4 separate regions of the Mus musculus genome follow, and regions 1, 2 and 4 are each linked to region 3. The links are chromatin loops, found by intact Hi-C in ENCODE. Cell type or tissue: left cerebral cortex. All regions are shown on one strand.

What was found. Peaks named below come from ENCODE experiments on the same cell type or tissue, not always from the same donor. Only the 100,000 strongest peaks of a DNase experiment are listed, where the experiment ranks them.
Region 1: it touches region 3 in a loop (5-fold over the local background); 12 of 42 quality-filtered maps call a loop at or near these places.
Region 2: it touches region 3 in a loop (9-fold over the local background); 16 of 42 quality-filtered maps call a loop at or near these places.
Region 4: a loop joins it to region 3, with 4 times the contacts of the local background. A loop is called at or near these places in 7 of 42 quality-filtered maps.

What each region holds. Positions count from the first base shown.
Region 1 is chrX:168,933,642-168,938,641 of GRCm38, forward strand. The region is part of intron 1 of Arhgap6 (Rho GTPase activating protein 6); the gene reads left to right. Among named protein-coding and RNA genes, the nearest start is that of Arhgap6, 140 kb to the left of the region's middle. In left cerebral cortex, CTCF peaks have their summits at 2,022 (motif pointing left) and 4,506 (motif pointing right); DNase peaks (open chromatin) are centred at 2,022 and 4,498.
Region 2 is chrX:169,318,198-169,323,197 of GRCm38, forward strand. Hccs (holocytochrome c synthetase) reads right to left here and starts at 2,175. Exons shown (of 7, transcript NM_001331049.1): 1 at 1,779-2,175; 2 at 1,241-1,393. The coding sequence starts at 1,352. Gm15246 (predicted gene 15246) reads left to right here and starts at 2,198. Exons shown (of 6, transcript NM_001361166.1): 1 at 2,198-2,500; 2 at 4,553-4,645; 3 at 4,805-4,904. In left cerebral cortex, no CTCF peak of the experiment used is centred here; a DNase peak (open chromatin) is centred at 2,237; H3K4me3 peaks cover 1,877 bases; H3K27ac peaks cover 552 bases.
Region 3 is chrX:168,671,494-168,676,493 of GRCm38, forward strand. Msl3 (MSL complex subunit 3) reads right to left here and starts at 2,379. Exons shown (of 13, transcript NM_001370791.1): 1 at 2,235-2,379; 2 at 770-852; 3 at 302-397. The coding sequence starts at 2,336. In left cerebral cortex, a CTCF peak has its summit at 2,109; DNase peaks (open chromatin) are centred at 1,129, 2,030, 2,393, 2,848 and 1 more place; H3K4me3 peaks cover 2,682 bases; H3K27ac peaks cover 1,986 bases.
Region 4 is chrX:169,296,676-169,301,675 of GRCm38, forward strand. Arhgap6 (Rho GTPase activating protein 6) reads left to right here. Exons shown (of 13, transcript NM_009707.4): 11 at 3,388-3,662. Among named protein-coding and RNA genes, the nearest start is that of Hccs, 21 kb to the right of the region's middle. In left cerebral cortex, a CTCF peak has its summit at 3,121 (motif pointing left); a DNase peak (open chromatin) is centred at 3,118.

The sequences.
Region 1 (5,000 bases), 260 kb after region 3:
TCAACAAGTATCACACAGTAGAACTTCAAATAGCAAAGATAAGCATGAAAACAAGTATATGGGATCCTTGCTTTCTCAGAAACATCTTTTGGGTTCATAAATATGGTGGGTATCTTTGGTAAATAGTTTCCCAGAACAGACTCAATTGTCTTTCCAACTTTCATTAAGGTTTTATTATCTTTCTTCAAACCTATTGTTCACAAAGGAAAGAAAGCATTTATCTTTAAAAGTTAGCAAGATCTGGGTGAGATCTTCCCCAAAGTGTGGTCTGAATCCAGGAATCAAGTACAAGGAGTTTATTTTGCTGGTACAAATAGAGGAGTAAAGGTGGAGCAGTGGAGGGAAAGGTGCAGTAACAGCTGTCACTGTGATGCGCATCTCCTTAGGCAATGGGCTCTAATCCCATTAGGAGGTCCTGGGAGCCAGTATAGATAGGACAGGCTGCAGAGTTATCCCATCCAGAAGTCAGAGCTGCTAAGATATTTATTCCCACACACTTCTGTGTACTTTTGCGTCATGGCCATATCTATGGGCAAGAACTCCTTAGGATTTCTGGCCTGTGCGTTTGTTCTCTAATGAACCAAAAGCCTCTTTGTTTTGTTTTGTTTTGTTTTATTTTATTTTGTTTTGTTTTGTTTTGTTTTGTTTTGTTTTGTTTTGTTTTTTCGAGACAGGGTTTCTCTGTGTCCCTGGCTGTCCTGGAACTCACTCTGTAGACCAGGCTGGTCTCAAACTCAGAAATTCACCTACCTCTGCCTCCCAAGTGCTGGGATTAAAGGAGTGCGTCACCCTGCCCAGCTCCAAAAGCCTCTAACCAGGGCTTCCGCTCTCCTCATGTGCACATGTGCTTGTGTGTGTGTGTGTGTGTGTGTGCACATGCGTGCAGTAGAATGGCATTGGAACTCACTAGCTCTATGAGTACTGAAAAGATTGGAGGGTTGTTGACTGTGTCCCTTTCACTTTATATGCCCGTGGTTGTCTCACTTCACTCACTACACTGTATCCCACCAAGATCCATTACCTTATGGGATGATAAAATGTACATAGGGAAAGGAAAAGCAGCTGAAGCAGGGCCTGAAAAGGATGTGGGCAAAATCCGTGCATGAATACACAATGAAGAAAGCTCGACATCTAGATGAAGAAGAAGATTTTCATGCTGACAAAAACTTGGAGCTATTTTGCATGATCCATAGCCACCTGGTGGAAATCGCAGCTCAAAAGAGAGCTCAGAAAGACAGCGAGGAAGTGCAGTTGTGACTGTCTAGCTTGAGGGCATCACATATTTAAACACATGACAGCTGATTTCTGAGCCAGTGAAAAGCTTTACTCATCGCAGAGACAGGGGTTGTCATCCTCATGCCTCCCGAGTCCATTACTTCCAAACCAGGCTATGTTTTCATCACTGCTTTCATCACTTCAATCCTTCAGTTCTTTGTCCACACCACACCAATCTTTTCAAGTCACCCAAACCGTTCCTATTTCTTTCGTAACTGCAGAATACATTGCTCACTCTCTGATCCACAGTTAGTGCATTTTTGTTAAGGATGTCTGATTTATATACTCAAAGTAGGGCAAGAATCACAGAATGACTCTAAGGTGACTGTTAAGTAGAAAAGTTGTGTGAGGCCTTGACAGAAGTGCTGATCTGTCAATATGTCTATCAAGATTTTTAGGATCTTATTTTGTCTGAGTAGAGCAGGACATGATTATATGGGTAGAACACATTTTCTATGGTTTAAATAATGAACAAGAGCTGGAGAGAGAGAGAGAGAGAGCTTAGAGGTTAAAGGTTAAAGCTCACATTTCTCCAACTTGAAATAATTATCAAACCAACATTATGTTTATTGAAATAAGAAGATTTAATTTGGAGGTTAGACAAGAATAGTTATGTTATTTTAGCTTTAAATATACAAATGGCCAATTCTTTGGAGGGCTTCTAACTTATATCTCTTGGGTATTTTCATACAGTGAGTCTGGGTGGTTCTAGTTTAATGAGCCAGCATTTTGTCGCCACCTGTTGGTTAAAAGCTGATATTTCGCCCAGTGTATTTTAAAACACGGGATTTCTTAAAAACTGTGAATGCAAAGCACTAAATGATGTTTTAAAAAATATATATTTCCTCACATCTTCTTTACTTAGTTTACCATTTCCCCTTTACTATGGACATCATATAATAATAAGACTGTTGGTATTAGTTGGGTAACTCAAACCTGGGAGGAGGAGACTAGGAATAACATACTCTCCCTTCCAAGTATTAACCAAGGCGGACCCTACTTATCTTTCTAGGTCAGGTATGCTCTGAGAGGTATGACCATAGGCAAAATGCTTCCGTTTCTACATAAGTTCTCAACAAGTGAGTCTCTTTGGTAGAAGCTCTTTTTAGTGACCCAGCTGCCCAGGCTTCTCCCAGCTTACTGACAGCCAAGAGTGAGGGCAAGGGCCATCTCACTTTTTTTTTTTCATGGCTAGATTAAAAACATTTCAGCATTTGTTTCCTATCCAGTCTCTATCCCAACTATTTCATCTATGCTGATATAGTGTGAAAAACAACTGTAGACAATATGTAAATGAATAAGTGTGGTTGTGTGTCAGTAAAACTTGAATTTCAAATGCTAAGATCTGAGTTTCATATGATTTCCATGAAATTTCCTTCACTTCAGAATGTTCTTCAACTATTTAATTGTAAAAATCGTGTGTGTGTGTGTGTGTGTGTGTGTGTGTGTGTGTGTTCAGGTTAGAGTTTACTCCTACTCTTGAGGTCTGGCACCCTTTCCTTACTGCAATGGTCTGAATAACAAATCAGGAGAAATTTCTCAGATAGCTTGGAAAAGACACTCCACTGGCCAGAACTCTGTAGCATGCCTATAGTCGGGAGGGAGAAGGAAAGGTTGGTAATCATAGACCCCAGTAAGTTATACACTGTGACTCCCAAAGCACAGCTTCTGTTGAGAATGGTGCCATCGGTCATGAGTCCTAGCTATCGGGAGGCTGAGGCAGGAGGATGACCATGGTCAAGTTCAGCCTGAGCTGCATAATGAGCTCCAGGTCATGCGAAACCACCAAACAAGCAAGCAAACAATATGCTCCACAATATAACTGAATTTACGTATTCATGATTAGTTGATGCCATTTTGTGAATACTGTACTCTTCATAATCTTTTTTTTATAGGTATTGCGTTTTTAAACTCAAAGTTTTCAAGTTCAGTAATATGTTTAGGTTGTAAATAACAAAGGCACATGACTAAGAAATGACAATTACAGGGAGCATATTAGTGAACAAAAAAGAAATGGATTTTTGATGAAATCATGTAAACTGTATGAGAGATTGTATCTTTGGATGGATTAGTTTAGGGATCTTATTGCCTCAGTGCTGTTCTTGGTTGGAACTAACTTTCTCAAGGGAGAGCATGGGTACAATCCTGGAGGGGTGCGTAGTATTAGATTCTGCTTTTGCTGCTTAAGGGAGCGCACAAGGAGGATTAAGTGTTAGAATACTGTACCCAGCAGGTCAAGGTAGGGGATTTCTGTAAGCGTCAGGTCATCCTGACCCACAGAGGGGACTCTGTCCAATATATACACATATGTACATATGTGTGTATGTATATATATATATATATACACACATATGTGTGTCAATTAGAGCAAGATCAAGTTTGTCCGCCTCTCATTTTAGATGCACCTGGCTTTTGTTCTTTTATTTATTCACTTTATATTCTGATTGTTGTAGTCCATCCCAGTTGCCTCTCTCACAGTCCCTCCCTCCATCCCCCTTCCCCTTCTCCTCTGAGAGGGTGGAGCCCCACCCTGGGTATCCCTGACCCTGACACATCAAGTCTCTATAGGGCTAGGCACATTCTCTTCCACTGAGGCCAGACAAGGCAGCCCTGTTGGGGAATGGATTATGAAGTCAGGTAACAGTTTTAGGGACAGTCCCCACTCCAGTTGTGCAGGACCTACATGAAGACCAAGCTGCACATCTGCTACATATGTGCAGGGGACCTAGGTCCAGACTGTGTAGATGCACCTGACTTTAACGATTGCAATGCCAGGATAAAGCTCAATGCTTAATATAGTATGAACCAAAAATTAAAGTATTTTGTTTATAGTGTATATGTGCGTGCATGCACACCAATGTGTATGTGGGTGCATATGAACACTAGTTCATATGTAGAGGTCAGAAGACAAGTAGCAGGTGAGATCCACAGGGTGGAGTCATGGAGGCTGAACTCAGGTTGTTACGTTCTACAGCAAGTACCTTTTATCTGTTGAGTCATCTCTCTGGCCGCTGTAATGAATTTTAAAGAAGCAAATTTCAAATATTGATATTTAGCATGTGATGCAGTCCAGGATTAAGAAAGAAATATTAGAGTTAAAAATACACGAACCTTGAAATGAAGTGAAACTGAGGAAAGTTCATCCAGAGATTTTGACAACTACAAAAAGCCCCCCCCCCCTTTTTTTTTTTTTTGCTTCTTATTCCACTCACCTTGCCAGCAGAGGGCAGCAAGGGCTCATACAAGAAATGGCATGTTTGCACTTCGCCTTAAAAATAAATAACCTACCTGACTACCTACCTACGTACTTGTTGACCAAAATGAAAGCTTCCTGTATACAAAAGAGGGCAAAACAAGGCGTTAAAGAAATCCTGAATTTAGAATGTCCTTGCAAATTCACTCTGCAGGCAAATTGATAGATCTGTGATATTGATGCAATACTACTAGACCTTCCTCTTTTAAACATGACAAAGGACTAAATGTAGAAAAATGTTTGGGAAAGTTGTGGATTCATTCATTCATTCATTGGACATCAATTCACTAATATGTTCTAGTACTTGATTCAGAGACTCTGGGATGAATGTTACATACTCATTTTTCCAATAACCTATTACAGATTGCCTAAATGTAGCATAGCTGGGCTGTAATTGACATTCAAACAGCATGGTAGGTAGTAAGGCTTGACTTGAATTTCCAGAGGACAGTGCTGCCCTGTTGTCCCCTCC
Region 2 (5,000 bases), 650 kb after region 3:
TGACAAGTCTTTAAAATAGATAAAATATAAATCATGCAGAGAACTACTTGAGGAAAGAAGCTCAGAGCAAAGACACACGTGCTTTGTCTGATTTGTCTCAACTTCTAGGAGAAATACTAGGAGACCATGGGATCTGTCCTTGTCCAAGGTCACAGAATTTTCACCAACTTTGCCACTTACTAGCTACATGACTTGAAGTACATAAATTACTCTGAGCTTTAGTTTCTTTCCTTGGCTATAAAACAGTCACACTGGTTTATAGACATGATAATGTAAACTCTCCTGGGCAAAGAATTTTTGTCTACTATATCTACTTCTCTCTCAGTGAAGAAACAAAACCCAGCAATGCTTGTCACAGGATAAGTGCTGACCTCTTGGAGAAAGTTGGCTCGAGGAGAGAAAGAGGAATGGTGACACTGGAAGCATGAGGACCCAACAACATGCACATTCAGTAAGCATACAACACTGTCCCGGTCTCAACTGTCTACAGCAGACATGCACTCATTAAAGAACTGTTTTGTTTCCAGCCTAGCACTGACATAATGCTCTATAAATTCACTTGGTGAAGGCTGATTTTGACCTAGATGAAGACCTTAACAGATATGGGAGTAGTGTATTTCAAACAGCTACACCGAGGTTTATTCAGCTCTGGCACCCTTACTATTTATGGACCAAAGACTCCATGTCTGAGGCTGTATGATGTCTATTTAGCACTATCTAATACCACCCCAGTCTATGTCAGCAGAACCATTTCCTCTCAGTTGTGAGAACCAAAATATGTATTCAATGATGGCTCTTTACATGCATAGCTGAAAGCCACTGATGTAGGCACTGGTAAACTTTGGAAAGACAAGGCTGATTTAAGGAAAAATTGCATAGATGACAGACTGTGAGATATAAAAAAAATTGTTTATGATAATATCTAGTGAGCAGCCAAATTGGACCAGCCCCAGAGTGCCTTAGTCCCGCTTTGCAAGCCTCACTACCAAGCTACAACTCTAGAACTGTGGCTCTCAGCCTGTGGGTTGACCCCTCTGGCAACGCACTATCTCCAACAATATTTCCATGACGAGTCAGAACAGAAGCAAACTTACAGTAATGACGTTGAAAGGAAAATAATGTTGTGGTTGAGTCACCACAACGTGCAGAACTGGGTCAAAGGGTCCAGCATTAGGAAGGTTTGAGAACCACCGCTCTAGAATCACTAGCTTTCTTTTAATTTTCGAGACAGGCAAGTTACCTTTCCTTTGCCCTTTATGCATCGGGCATCCTGAAGGTGGTGAAGCTGGCTGACCATCTGAAGCATTCGAGGCGTTTACTGCAGTAGCAGGAGAAGATGCTGAGGCACCCATGGCTGGAATCACAGGGGTCACTCCCAATCTAAAATACCCAGCTGCCAAAGCAAGAAATCAGATTAAAACGTGGAGGCTAAACAGTTGATATCCCCTTGTTATTCTGATCCTGGCTGGCCCTGGCTTTTTTTCACCATCCCTTGGGAGAGTAAGAGGTAGGGCACTGGTTCGGGGGTGGGGGTGGGGGGTGGTGAGGGGACACTTTGAAAACAGTGCCTCCATTGGGAAAATACCTTGAAGCCTATGCCACCATTTGGGGACCCGTGCCAGAGTCTGGAAACTTGTAAGATGCAACCACGTCGTGAAGACGGGTGTAGTCTTGATGGTGGGGTCCAAGGGAAAATACACTGAACTAGCCTCGAACCCGTGTTCCCAGTAGGGCAGGCGCCTCAGGGAAAATAGGAAGGTTAAAAAAAAAAAAGTCACCAAAACGGGAGGCAAGGAGCGGCGAAGGGCAGGAAGCCACCAGTGTTGCCTTCCCGTCTATGCGCGTCCCACCGGCACCGCGGTCTGCACAGTGCACCGGCTCCAGCCGGACCCGGACGCCGTCCTGTCCCCAAGTCACCTCGCCGACTGTCCCGCGCCGCGCGGCCCCGAGCGCGTCAACCTGCCCAGCCGAACTCACTCGGCAGCCGCCGGCTCCAGCCGAACCCGGGCGCCGCCCTGCCCCCAAGTCTCCGCTCCGACTTGTCCCGCGCGGCGCGGCCGCGAGCGCGTCGAACCGCCCAGCCGAAGTCGCTCGGCTGCACCCGCGGTTTTTCCTCACGCGGGGTCACCGCTAACGTCCGGTCACAGCCGGCGTTCTCGGGCGCCGTTACTTCCTGTTCCGAAGGCGGGACTTCCGGGAGCACGAGGCAAGCTCGCGCTGAGGAGAGGAACGGTCGTCAGGTCGGGCGGATCGCTCCCACCCCCTTCCGCTCCGAGGCCTCGAGCCGCCCGAGCCTTCTCTCCGTCTCCGCCCCTACGTGCGGGGCGGTGTGTTTAAGGGCGGGTCGGTCCACCCCTTCTCGCTCCGCGGCCTATAGGCGCCCGAGCCTTCTCTCCGTCTCCGCCCCTACGGGCCAGGCGGTGTTTTTTAACTCCGCCGGCCGGCCGGTAAGCCGCTCAGGGTGAGAAGTTAGGGAACCGCGGGGTGTCGCTTCCGAGGGGTAAGGCACGTCGCTGTGTTTTTCTAAGTCATCTCCTTAGGTTCTTGAAAGGTCAACTTGTATTTTTTCTTTTTTGGTTTTTCGAGACAGGGTTTCTCTGTGTAGCCCTGGCTGTCCTGGAACTCACTGTGTAGACCAGGCTGGCCTCGAACTCAGAAATCCGCCTGCCTCTGCCTCTGCCTCCTGAAGGCTGGGATTAAAGGCGTGCGCCACCACCGCCCGCTCAACTTGTATTTTTTAATGAACAAGCGATATTTGTGCTTATTTGTGGAATAAAGTGCTATAATTAAGTAGACGCACTTAAACTTCCACCGCCTAGTCCTTTCAAGGACTCTGGCAACCGTTGTGAGTGTACTCCATGGAATTCACAGCCTTCATCTAAGTAGTATATTTCATATTACACAAAGTACGTTTTTATATTACTTGTGTAGGGTAAACCAGCAGATAGGAGATGGTTATTGTATTGGTTAGGTTTTTGTTAACTTGAATGGAGTCACTGTCTTCATCAGACGGCCCAGTGGGCAAGCCTATGGGGACATTTTCTCCATATCTGTATCCGGTACCACCGATGGGCTAGCTTATATTAAGAAAGCAAAGTGAGCCATGGGACCAAGCAAGCCAGTATGTGGTGTACCTCCATGGCCTCCATGGCTTTTGATTCCTTGGTGGCTTCAGGTTCCTGCTTTGAGTTCTGTGGGACCCCATGAAAATGGCCCCCTTTCATATTAATGTGACCATTGTTTAGGTCTTCTTTATGAAGACATTTCTAGGAGCGTTGGTCCACAGCAGACTTCCTGGTACTCTGGATCTTAAAGTGTTATGCCCCCTCTTCAGTGATAGTCTGGTTTTTTGCTAGTCTTTGGTTCTTGTGGGGAGCATTGTCGGTCCAAGTGGTACAACTTCTTCTAAGGCAGTGGTTCTAACCTCTCAAAGCTCCAACCCTTTAATACAGATCTTCATGTTCTGATGATCCTCGCAAGTATAAAATTATTGTTACCACTACATAACTATAATTTTGTTACTGTTATGAATAATAATGTAAATATCTGATTTACAGATCGTGAGCCATAGGTTGGGAATACATAAATCTAGTCTGTTAATTCTGTTTTGATGTTTCTGCGTCTATGATTTCACAGGTAACAACGTAATTGCATAATATATATTATCTATTTGTGTTAAAACATTTTAAAATTTGTGTTATACATTTTTTTTAAATTTTCCTATGTGTTCTACAATTCTTCTCTCGTTCAACATGTTCATGTTGTCTCCACTTTTAAAATATTTAATTCTTTTCCCCGGCCCTTTGGCCCTTTCTAAATTCTATATCCTTCCTCAAAATTCTTTATTGTGTCACAATTATCCATTCTATCCCACAATTATTGCTTCTCTTACACTCTGCCTTCTCTCATAGAGATCCTCATAACCATTTCCGGTTATCTCCCACAGTTCTCACTTTTTAATATAATTGATTAGAAGAATCATACCTTTCTTGTTCCTGAGATTCTAAGGTTTTCCAAGATCGGAGGCAGTAGGAGGTCTCTCTCTCTCAGGATCACGGCCAGAGAACAGAGAATTGGTATGCCTTGGGTATAAAGACAATATCACTAGTTCCACAGCGGGTCAGAGAACATATAACATACCAGGTATTTTAGATACTGCTGGGAATACAAAAGTGCTGAACGAAGGCTTTGTTCTTTGGGAATCTGTATTCAAATAATTTAAAGATCAACTAACAGTACACTTCATCTAAAGAGATACTCTAAATCATGTTTGATTTTAAACATTATTTGATAGAGATTGATGGGGGGGAGACTGATAGTGAAAACTTGATTGAAGAAGAAATTTCTGTTTGGAGCTATTTCAAATACATTCAGGTTTCACTACAGATTTGTACAGAAAAGGTCTTGTAACAAAGAAATATTTGGTTTTATGTGTCTGTTAGCCATGACCATGGTGCTTTGAAAAGTTCCCCCAGCTTTGTTAGATGATGGGGGTTTCCTAAGCAATTAGCATTCCAGAATCGAAATAACTTTCTACAACTTGTTTTCTTAGATTCCTGACCATCGTGAAAGACCCTTGATAAGAAATATTTATTGCCCTGTGTGGTAAGAGCAAGCATTTGATCCCAGCCTACAGGAGGCAGAGGTATGTGAGTTTCTGTGAGCTCAAGGCCAGCCTGGTCTAGTTTTTATAGTGAGTACCAAGCAAGCTAGGCTACATAGTGAGAACATCATCTCAGAAAAAAAAAAGGTGTTTATGAATCACCTAGCACGCTTTAACTGACTAATCACTGGTTATTCCTAGCAGTGCCAACTGTGGACCACAAAGACACTTCAGCCCCATTCTTCCCCTTTGTTCTGCGTGTAACAGTTCGGTGGGGAGAAGAAGCCGGAGAAGGAGCTAGGTAACTACATTGGGATAATTGATTTCTACCTCTTTCTACGTGAAAGCAACAGTTATCATGAAGTGGAAATGATCAATAACCAGTGTGTAGCTTATT
Region 3 (5,000 bases):
CGAAAACAAAACAAAACAAAGCAAAAAACAAAACAAAACAAAAAAAACAAACAAACAAAACAAAAACAAAAACAAAAAAACAAACCATAATGGTGATTCCCCACTACCAAGTGGAAAACAGTTATTCTGAAAATGTCTGTGATTCTTTAGAGTACTTTAGAAATGCTTCGTTTATTTTAAATATGTAAGATTGCTGAAATCTGTCATATTACTTTTATATCATTAAAAAAAAAAATCCAAACCAGGAAAAAAAAAAGCCACACTAAATATAGCACTTCCATTAAAGTTTTTGTATACTTACAGGCGAGCTATTGCTTTTTTGGCCAATTTGCGCTGTAATCTCCGGTTTTCATCTGTATCGTGTAGCACATGTTCTTCAGCTGCCCATCTATCCCAACTGGTTGAAAAAGAAGAGGATGTAAACGTCAGTATTTTGAAACAAATGAAACGGATGCTAAAAAGCATCATGAAGAAGTGCCCCAGACTTGCTGACATTTTAGAAAGCTATAAAAAAAAACTTCAAAACCACCAAGAGGTTACCAATAAAGCACAAAGGGAACTCAGCTACAGCAACCAAGATTTCTAGAGATTACTCATAGATCATCCAAACATAACAGACTTTAAAGTAATCATGCCTCAGACCAGGCAAGCTTTCCAAACAAAGCAGAAGCAGGAAATTAAACTTTTCTACAAGTGTTTCTAAAACTTAAAGTTACAAAATTATCTTGCTACAAAGGCGATTAAGTCTAACTGTAACAAGTTCACTGACCTTCTGTTCCAACCATTAAAATGTATCAGATATTCTGGAATCTTTCTGCCCTTTTCGTCTTTCCCGATAATAACATCGATGATCTGAAACCAGGAAATACTACTCACGCGTGGCACAGCAAACCGAAAATTACTATAAGTTTGGTAAAAAGAACTAGATCACAGTCCCTTCTTAAAGAAATAAGAAAGTACTCATCCCTCCCCCCTTTAGATCGAGAGCTGGGTCGTAACATTCTTCAACATTTTTTTTCCTCTTCTGCCCGAGTGGTTGCCTCAAAATAGGAAACATCCGTCCAACCAACCCAGGATTGGTCTCTTGAGTTTGAGACCGGGTGAAACTTCTGAAGTCATTGGTCGGTAGATTTGTCATTAGCGAAGGGCCCAGACTAGAGAGAACAGCCCTGAGACCTCTGGGAGTTGTAGTCACCTGGGCCTTGCCTTGTCCAGTGTCTTGCCTAGCTAGCCAGAGACTTCCACAACCCTTCCCCTCCCCTTAATAGCCATGCATTCCCTAAGGTGATAGCTGGTACAAATGAAACGTATATCCTTCCATCTCCTAGCGATAGAGCAAGCTGGAGGGATAGCAATAGGAGGTAAACAGAGTTAAGGGTTTCAGGAAGAACCAAAGATACATAATCCAGCACAGACCTTGGGGTGTTCCACTGGACAGCACTGCTGAAACATGGCTAAAAACACACCTGGTGCTGCTCCGAGTTGTCTCTGCCACCAAGGACTTCACCTTGGTGGCTGGAAACACCGATGCTCGCCCCGACCCCCAGCGCGCTGAATTTTTACCTTCTTTGGGCTCTGGAGCACTTAGGTGCCCAGTCCTCCACTTAAAAACTGACAACCGCAAGATATAGCTCAGCCTGGGCTGACCAAGCTGGATACAGGCGAGATGCGATTCTTTCCTAGCTCTGTTCGCCTCCCACCAATCCTTTAGAAAGCAACAGAGCAACCTTGAGCCCCTCCCTTCCCCCCCAGCAGGACTACAATCCTAAATTTGACCAGGGTTCGGGACTGACAGCTGGGAATAATTGAGGACCAGGTTGAAGATGTGGGTGGGGAAACTGGTCAAGGTGTCCTCTACTGAGCCCATGTGGCGAGAAGCCGCGTGGGACAAGGACAGATTCGTTACAAAAGCAGAGGCCTCAGGCGACAGTCCTCCTACACCGGTCGCCGGGATTGGCGCCCAGCGCTCAAACCGCCACCCTGGCCTAGCAACCGCGCGTAAGCGACGCGACACGGCCGGAAGCGGAAGCATCACGGGTCCTTTCTAGTTAGGGAAGTCGCGCGCCCAGCACGTCTCGCCAGCGTCCCCTGTAGTCCCGGGCCGCTCCACGCAGGCCAAGGCGCGCCCTGGTGGCTGTCCAGGACTCCAGGCCACTTGTCCTCCGCTGGCCCCTTTGCCTCCCATCCCTCGAACCCAGTCCCGCATCTCCTCCCTGTTCCCCCCGCGGCGGCACCTTGGCATCGTACAGCACTCGCGCCTTGGTAGGGTCAGGCTCGAAGCACAGCACTTTCTCCCCAGAGTGGAATTGAAATTTCATGCCCTCGCTCGCGCTCATTTGCTCATCGTGGCGGAGGGCGAGGCTCCGGGGCGGGCAGAGTGCGCGCGGTGGGGGAGGACGGCCGGGGAGGCGGCGCTCCGCCACCGGGGGGGCCCGGGAGTGGTGGAGGCTACGACCGCCCCGCCCTCGGCCCCTCCTCCGGCCACCCCGCGCCACTGCGAGGACCTTGGCAGTGGCGATGGAAGCGCGCGGCCCCGCCAGGGCTTGTCCCCGCCCGTCCCCTCTGGGGCTCAGAGAGGGGTGCGGACGGGGAGCAAGATCCCTCGACCGAGGTCTTCCAGCAGACCGTTCCCTCTGGTCCCCATGGGTTAGGATTCCCGCGGTTTCCAGGCTGCGCCCACGTGTGTGCCGAGCTGTCACCCCGGGCGTGCGCTCTCTGGCCGGAGTGTGGGGATCTCTTAGGGAGAGGATTGCTCTAGGGTAGTCACCAGGCGCCGAGGAGGCTGGATGGCGTCTGCCCCCAGGAGCTGCCTGGCCGCGCGCGCGCGCGTCAGCCCCCTCGGCGGAGCTGCGCGCAGATGAGTGTGGCCACGCGAGAAGGACGCGGTGTTGGAGCTGGCCGGAGAAGGGCAGTGGCCTTGAGCGAGGGGAGGAGACATTCCGGGCAGTTAATAGAACACTGGGTCATCCTTCCGAGAGGACCAGCAGGTAGGGCCTGGAGGCCCCAGTGAGCAGCGGACAGCAAAGCTTATGGGTCCTGAAAGGGTCGTTAACACCTTACGTGTCAGCTTGCAGCACTCCTGAATTGCTCCCCCATGGTCTATCTTTAGTGGCTCAAAACCTCCTGAAGAGTGGAAGCACCATTGAGACTGCTGTTAACAGAGTGCCTGCAAAGATCGGGCGTTCATAAATACTCCCTGAATGACCGACCAGAAGACAGGAGACTTGAAGGGCAGAGCTTCAGTGACAGAGAGGGCAGTGCTGGCCTGTTTCTTCTTGAGTGCAAAGCCACTAGGCAGTGTGATTACTAGATCAAGACCTGGCTGGAAAGTTGAGCAGATGGGCTGGGAGGTTTTTAGTGAACTGTCAGATTTCCCACAGCCACTCACTCTGTTCTTGCTTCCAGAAATTTGCGTCTCCCCACCCCCACCTCCCTTCACCTGGTACAAGGTCCAAATCTCTCACACCTCCACTTGGGCACTTCCAAGAGAAAGGTCCCGCAGGAGCCTAGAGGAACCAACCATGTATCTGTCCAGTATTCCCTCCCAGAACTCGACTTACCCTTTTATTACCATTTTCTTGCTCTGCTGGAGAATGGGTTGTTCATTTGCAAGATGGCCCCACTAAGAGGGTAAACTGCTTGAACCTGGGGGTTGGGGGTGTCTAATCCAGTGTGTCATTGTATACTCACAGCACACAATAAATATTTAATGGATGAATGATCACAGATTTATGAAATCAAATCCATAAAACTCAATGGCCAACTGGATATAACTGAGGGAAGGGAAGGAGGCATCTTGGGAGTCCTCCAGGTTTTCTAGAATTAAGAGCTGAGTGAGGAATAGCTCCACTGGCCAGATAGGGCAAAGAGGAGGGCAGGTGTGAGGAAAATGGCCAGATAATGACTTGGATCTAAGACAATGAAGTCCATAAGCCAGAACTGGAACCCTGATTCTCCAGGAATGTGGATAGTAGATGGTAGTGTTCCCTGTAAATGGCAGAGGCAGCTCTGAAGCACATATCACAGCTTATCACATGTAGCCATAGCTGGAGTAGTGTGGTGTTTCCGGTTCATGAACGGAAGAGTCCACTCCATGCTCTAACCTTTGAGGAGAGGTGGGTTCCTTTTTTTCCTATTCAAGTCCATCCTTGTGTCATGGGTGGCTCTCCTTCTCTGCCTTCCTCTATAAAATCTAAGAGTGATACCTATATACAGCTATTATATACATAGAAGTCTGATATCTCTCTCTCTCTCTCTCTCTCTCTCTCTCTCTCTCTCTCTCTCTGTGTGTGTGTGTGTGTGTGTGTGTGTGTGTGTGTGTGTGTGTGTGAGTGTGTGTATGTGTGTGGTACTGGACAAGTAATTAGTCTCTGTGAGATGGTGTGTGTGTGTGTGTGTGTGTGTGTGTGTGTGTGTGGTATTGGACGAGTAATTAGTCTCTGTGAGATGCTTTTGTTATAATTAAGCAAAGAAGTGGCTCCTTTATAAGGAGTAATTAAAGCGTTCAGTGCATTCTGTGTGCATGGCTTTGTTTATTACCTTGCAAATAATGCTGGAGAAATGCTTCATGATCATTTCCTACTCATTTACCTGGTTCCTTATCCATTCATGCAATAAATATTGATTGAGCTTCCTGAGTAATCAAAGTTAGACACACTAAGCAGACTATATACGTAACTCCTGTCTTTCAGGATGGCGTATTTCAGGATGGAAGAGTACCAAGTAAGCAAGTTGGAGCCTACTGCACACCATGATAAAACTGGTGTGGTGGAATAAAGGTGGCACACATCCTCATTTTTTTCCTAGAAGGGCACGGTCACAGAAATTCTGGAAACTGAAATGTGTCTGTTGCCTAAGCCAGTCTGGAACTCTTGAACTCAAGAGATCAGATCATCTTGCCTCCGTTTGCACAGTAACTGTGGCTGCAGACTCGGCTCTGAGTGCTCCATGTCTCTTTTTCGGTTTTGTTCTTGGGTTTGCTCTTCCTGTGGCACAGAATG
Region 4 (5,000 bases), 630 kb after region 3:
GAGTGGAGCTTGCGAATGCATATTTCCAAATGATGGAGATGTAGTACTAATATTAGGGAGAGTATGGTCTCTCAGCTGCTAAATGAACTTTTGCAAAGTCAACTTGGAGGAAAGAGGAAAGGGACAAGGCCCCTCTCTCCTCTTGATCTGGGTGATCCAATGTGAGCAATGAGAATGGAAGAAACTAGGAGAGTGATGGGACTTCATGCTTCAATTATTCTTGATTGCCCTTGTTTTGTTTCCTTTTCACCAAACCACTAAACATGACATTGCCTGTTCTGCATTTTCCCAACAACTAATGTAAGTACAATTCCCCTCTGTACGCCAGCACCATTAGAAGTGTCTGAATCATCTTGAAAAAGTATGTGTAGTAGAGCAGTGTCATGGGAAGTAATGTTAGCGGGGGGAAGAAGGAAAACAATGATTAGAGTGGTAAGCTGAGTTTGGGGTGCAAAATATAGAGATGCCACATAAGCATCTATGCAACAGGTCACACAGGGCTCCATGCCCTTTGAGCCTTCTAGCCCTCATAGCAGAGAGACGTGCATTATTTATTACAGAGCTCTTCATAGCACTGGGTAAAAATAAAAATCTACTCCTTCTATAGAAACCTTAAATGTTCCCAATATGAAGTCTTGAGAGAAATTTTTCTTCCCTGAAGTCTCTCATTTATGCTCATAACTCCTGGCTGAATGTACATTTAGACCATTGCCCTGGATGTTTGTCTTCTACATTTCTGGTAAGAAGAAATGTGCAACACATAAGCTAAAATTACCATGGTGCCTGTGAACCACCTCCAACCCACCATTCCACCAATAAAAGGAGGCTAAATCCAAACTATGAATTGTTTCAGATGGGCTCATGAATTGGGCAATGACTTAGACTCTTCCATACAATAAGGCTATGGTTTCCCAACACTAGACATATAACCATGACTTAGTCTTATGGGGTAGAACTAAGACATTTCCATTAATGACTGGAAAGAAAATGTCACCTAAGAAGGGGAAACTACTAAAATCAGCCCAATAATCAGATCCGTGGCCCTTGTGCTTCTGAATCTAATACAGTCATTTCTTTCAGTGTTCATAATAAACCTCTCTCCAGAAGAGCCGCATCCCACAACAATAGGCAACTACCCATTTGTATGAATTTGTGTCTCCCTACCTAGAATTAAGAAGAAGATTTTTGCCTTTAATTAGATATGGTGGTGAGTTTCCTCACCCATTTCCAGCAGAAGCTGTTAGCTTTTTCTTGATTTTATTTCCTTCAAATTCACTGGCAGCAAATTCATGTCTGGAAAATCATCCCCATGGCTGTCCTTTGGCTCCTGCCTATAAGATTGTGTGATATCAGTTCAAAGACGAGGCAAGCAAAGATCTTAGTTATTCTATGTGGGTAGGAAATATCCTCATCAAAAGAGCTAGAGTCCAGGCTGCCTCTGACAGGCATGGCATATCACAAATGCCAGGACGTTTTCCCCTGGGTACTAATCCTTGCTGGAAACCTGAGATAAAGCTAGGGCCCCAATGAATCCACTTCCTTCATTTTGCATGCCAAAATCCATTTGGCTGGGAGAGGATTGCTCTGTGTATGTTTACCTTCTTTGAAACCACAAAGGATTTGTTTTGAAAACTGCAACAAATGGAAACCAAAGACCAGTAAAGAGAAGCAAATTGGGTAAGGGTGTGGGGAGGCAGAAGCACATTGTGAAACATTTAATCAACCTTTGATCATTTCCCTTTAAGATGTCAGGGTCACTGTTTTGAGGAAGGTAGAAAATAAAGATGTTTCCAGGTAAGACTTTGCCCAGTCCTGACATTCCTGGTATTCTCATTTTCCTGCTTCATTTACATTTTCTGTTATTTCTGTTGCTATGACAACTCATAAGTATGGATGCTAATGGTATGTGAGATAATGCTATAGTTTACACAGCAAAACAATGCCTTGCAACTTCATGTTCTATGTATTTACATACACTCGGGTCTTTAATAAACTAATTTATTTACCAGTTTAGCCACCTCTTCATACATAGATATTTCCACCCGTAGCACCATTGTCTTCATCACAGGAAGTATAAATTAATTTGCTAAGTGTACAGAGGGAAAAGAAAAGTTTACCCCAAAGCAACAATGAACTGTAAGTTGGGTTTATTATTTTAGGGGGAGACTTTTATTTTTATTCCTTTATTAATCATTTTATTTGTTTACATTTCAAATGTTATCTGCCTTTCTGGTCTTTCCTCCACATATCTCCCACCCCTCCCCCTCCCCTTTGCCCACACACCTACTTCTACCTCAACCCTCTAGCATCCCCCCTCTCTGGGGCATCAAGCCTCCACAGGACCAAGCACCTCCCCTCCCACTGATGCCAGATAAGGCAGTCCCCTGATACATATGTAGCAGGAGCCATGGACTGCCAATGTATACGTTTTAGTTGGTGGTTCAGTCCCTGGGAGCTCTGAGGGGTCTGGTTAGTTGATACTGTTGTTCTTCCTATGGGGCTCCCCTTCAGCTCCTTCAGTCCTTCCTCTAACTTTTCCACTGGGGTCTCTAGGTTCAGTGCAGTGGTTGGCTGTGAGCATCTGTATGTCTTAGGTGCTGGTAGAGCCTCTCAGAGGACAGCCACACCAGGCTCTTATCTGCAAGCACATCTTGGCAATAGCAATAGTATTGGGGTTTGGTGTTTTCAAATGGAATGGATCACACAGTAGGGCAGTCTCTGGATGGCCTTTCCTACAGCCTCTGCTCCATTTTAGTCCCCAAATTTCCTTTAACTCAGAATTGTCCCTGTCTAGTCTAGATTAGTTTTAATTCAGAAGACTGAGGAAGGAAAAAAAAAAGTCATCGTTTTCTTTTCCTTGCTTAATAGTGACCCCCGCCCCCAAGGCTTTCACCTTTAAATATAATCAGGCATCAGTCCATGAGGCACTCCAGCAATGCAAGGTGGTGACAGGGATCCATCTGTATTTACGTCCTGTTTTCGTTAAACCTCTTAGGTTTTACTCCTCTCTGCCAGTGGGCAGCATTGTGGAACACAGGCATGTGTGGGTTCATCTCCCTTCCAGTTGACCCATGCTTTATGACATTTGTGTGGATTTACTGCTCTCTGCTGGTTTAACACTGGCAACTACAGCAGAACTTGATTTTCTCCTCTGTCACATCCTTCACCAGCTGCCACGTCTTGTTACATTTGTTGTGTTTTCCTGCCATCTTGTGATCATTTTATGGAAAATGCTTTCGCATTACTGGTAAGGATGTGTTTGTTGGACCATTGCTCAAAAGGTCTTTTTATTTCAGCCTCCATGTCCATGTCTTCGAAATATTCCATTGGCAATTGTGTAATATCTGAATCTGATCATACTTACACACCTGTATTATCTTATGCCAGGAGCCCTGACATACTTCAGACGGAAGTTTCCTTTTCCATGGGAGGGAGGCATTCATCTACAGATTCCAACAAAGCCTCCAGTGGAGACATCTCCCCTTATGACAACAACTCCCCAGTATTGTCTGAGCGCTCCCTGCTGGCTATGCAAGAGGACAGGGCCCGGGGGGGCTCGGAGAAGCTTTATAAAGTGCCAGAGCAGTATACACTGGTGGGCCACTTGTCATCGCCAAAGTCAAAGTCAAGAGAAAGTTCTCCTGGACCAAGGCTTGGAAAAGGTAACTGAAGCCTGGCTGGGACAGCCCAATTGCTTAATCACCTGCCTGTGGATGCAACATGGGTGGGCCATATTGGACCTTCTTCATCAGGCCCTTGTTTATTGTTTCTGCAATTCGAAGAACATTTACTGAGTATCTGCTAAATACAAAAGATGGGAGGAAGGGATGGTAACCCCAAGGCATTGACTCAGAAGGTCCTTTCAACCTCTGATTCTCAAATACCTGTGAATTGAGTGTATGCCCCAAACAGCAACTCATTTTCCCAAATGACCTTTTAAGGTATCCAGAGGGTTTGCATTGCTTAGTTGCTAGTCTAAGATGTCACTCAATTTTTCATAAAGCAAAGGTGCTTAATCTACCATATAACAATGCAATGTACCAAAACCAGACAATGTCAGCATCCAGGGACAAAAAGCACTAGCCTGGGTATCACAATGATGTTATGCCAATTCCAGCTATCAGGATGTCAAAGGAATAACTAAGTTCCACAGAGGCCCATGGACTCCTGATGGGATAACTAAGAACGGTATGAATGTTCCATGTATTGGCTCATCAGTGAATCTACAAGTAGTCATTATTGCAACACTTACCATGGAATACATCCTGGCTAATCTGTGTCATGTACTCTTGTAGGCACTTCTGGTCTCTTCTTACTTTGAATGTCTTAGTCTGCCTTATGATCTTCTGATACCCTCTAAGGCAGTTATTCTCTACCTGTTGGGAGAAGGGAGGAGAAAGAAACTGCTGGTGGCAGTAGGGCAGTGTCCCCGAGGGAAGTTCAGAATCCAGAAGTATTGTCTTTCTCTGTGTTCCTGTAGCTGGAGTCCATGTGGGCATTACCAGCTGTCCCCTTGTGTGAGTGTCCTACTACTGTTATCACTCACAATGGAAGCAACACACAGGTTAGCGCTCTTGTGGTTTGGGAAGTCAGAAATCAGATGGGTGCCTTCTGTTCTAGAGGATCTAGGGGACAATACATTGCAGGGCCTTCCGAGCTCCTGCAGGCCTAGTGCCATGGCTGTTTCTTTCATGTCTGAAGCTACCAACAGAACAGCATCTTTTCTTTTGCCTCCCTCCTGCCCTTTGGATGATATCAGAACTATCTGGGTCCTTGAGGAGAGTCACTTAACCTCCAGAACCAGGGGCATACGCAAAGTTCATCCTTTGAAGTTCTGAATTCTTGGGGTCATGACACACATTTACTGTATATTAATTCTGTTTCTCAGAAACGTGTTATAGAAAGAGCACTTTTGGTCTATCTCCAATCCAACAAATTTCTTGAAGAACACATCCAAATAGTATTGTTTTGCCTCTAGTAAACCTTGAATACTATATTTT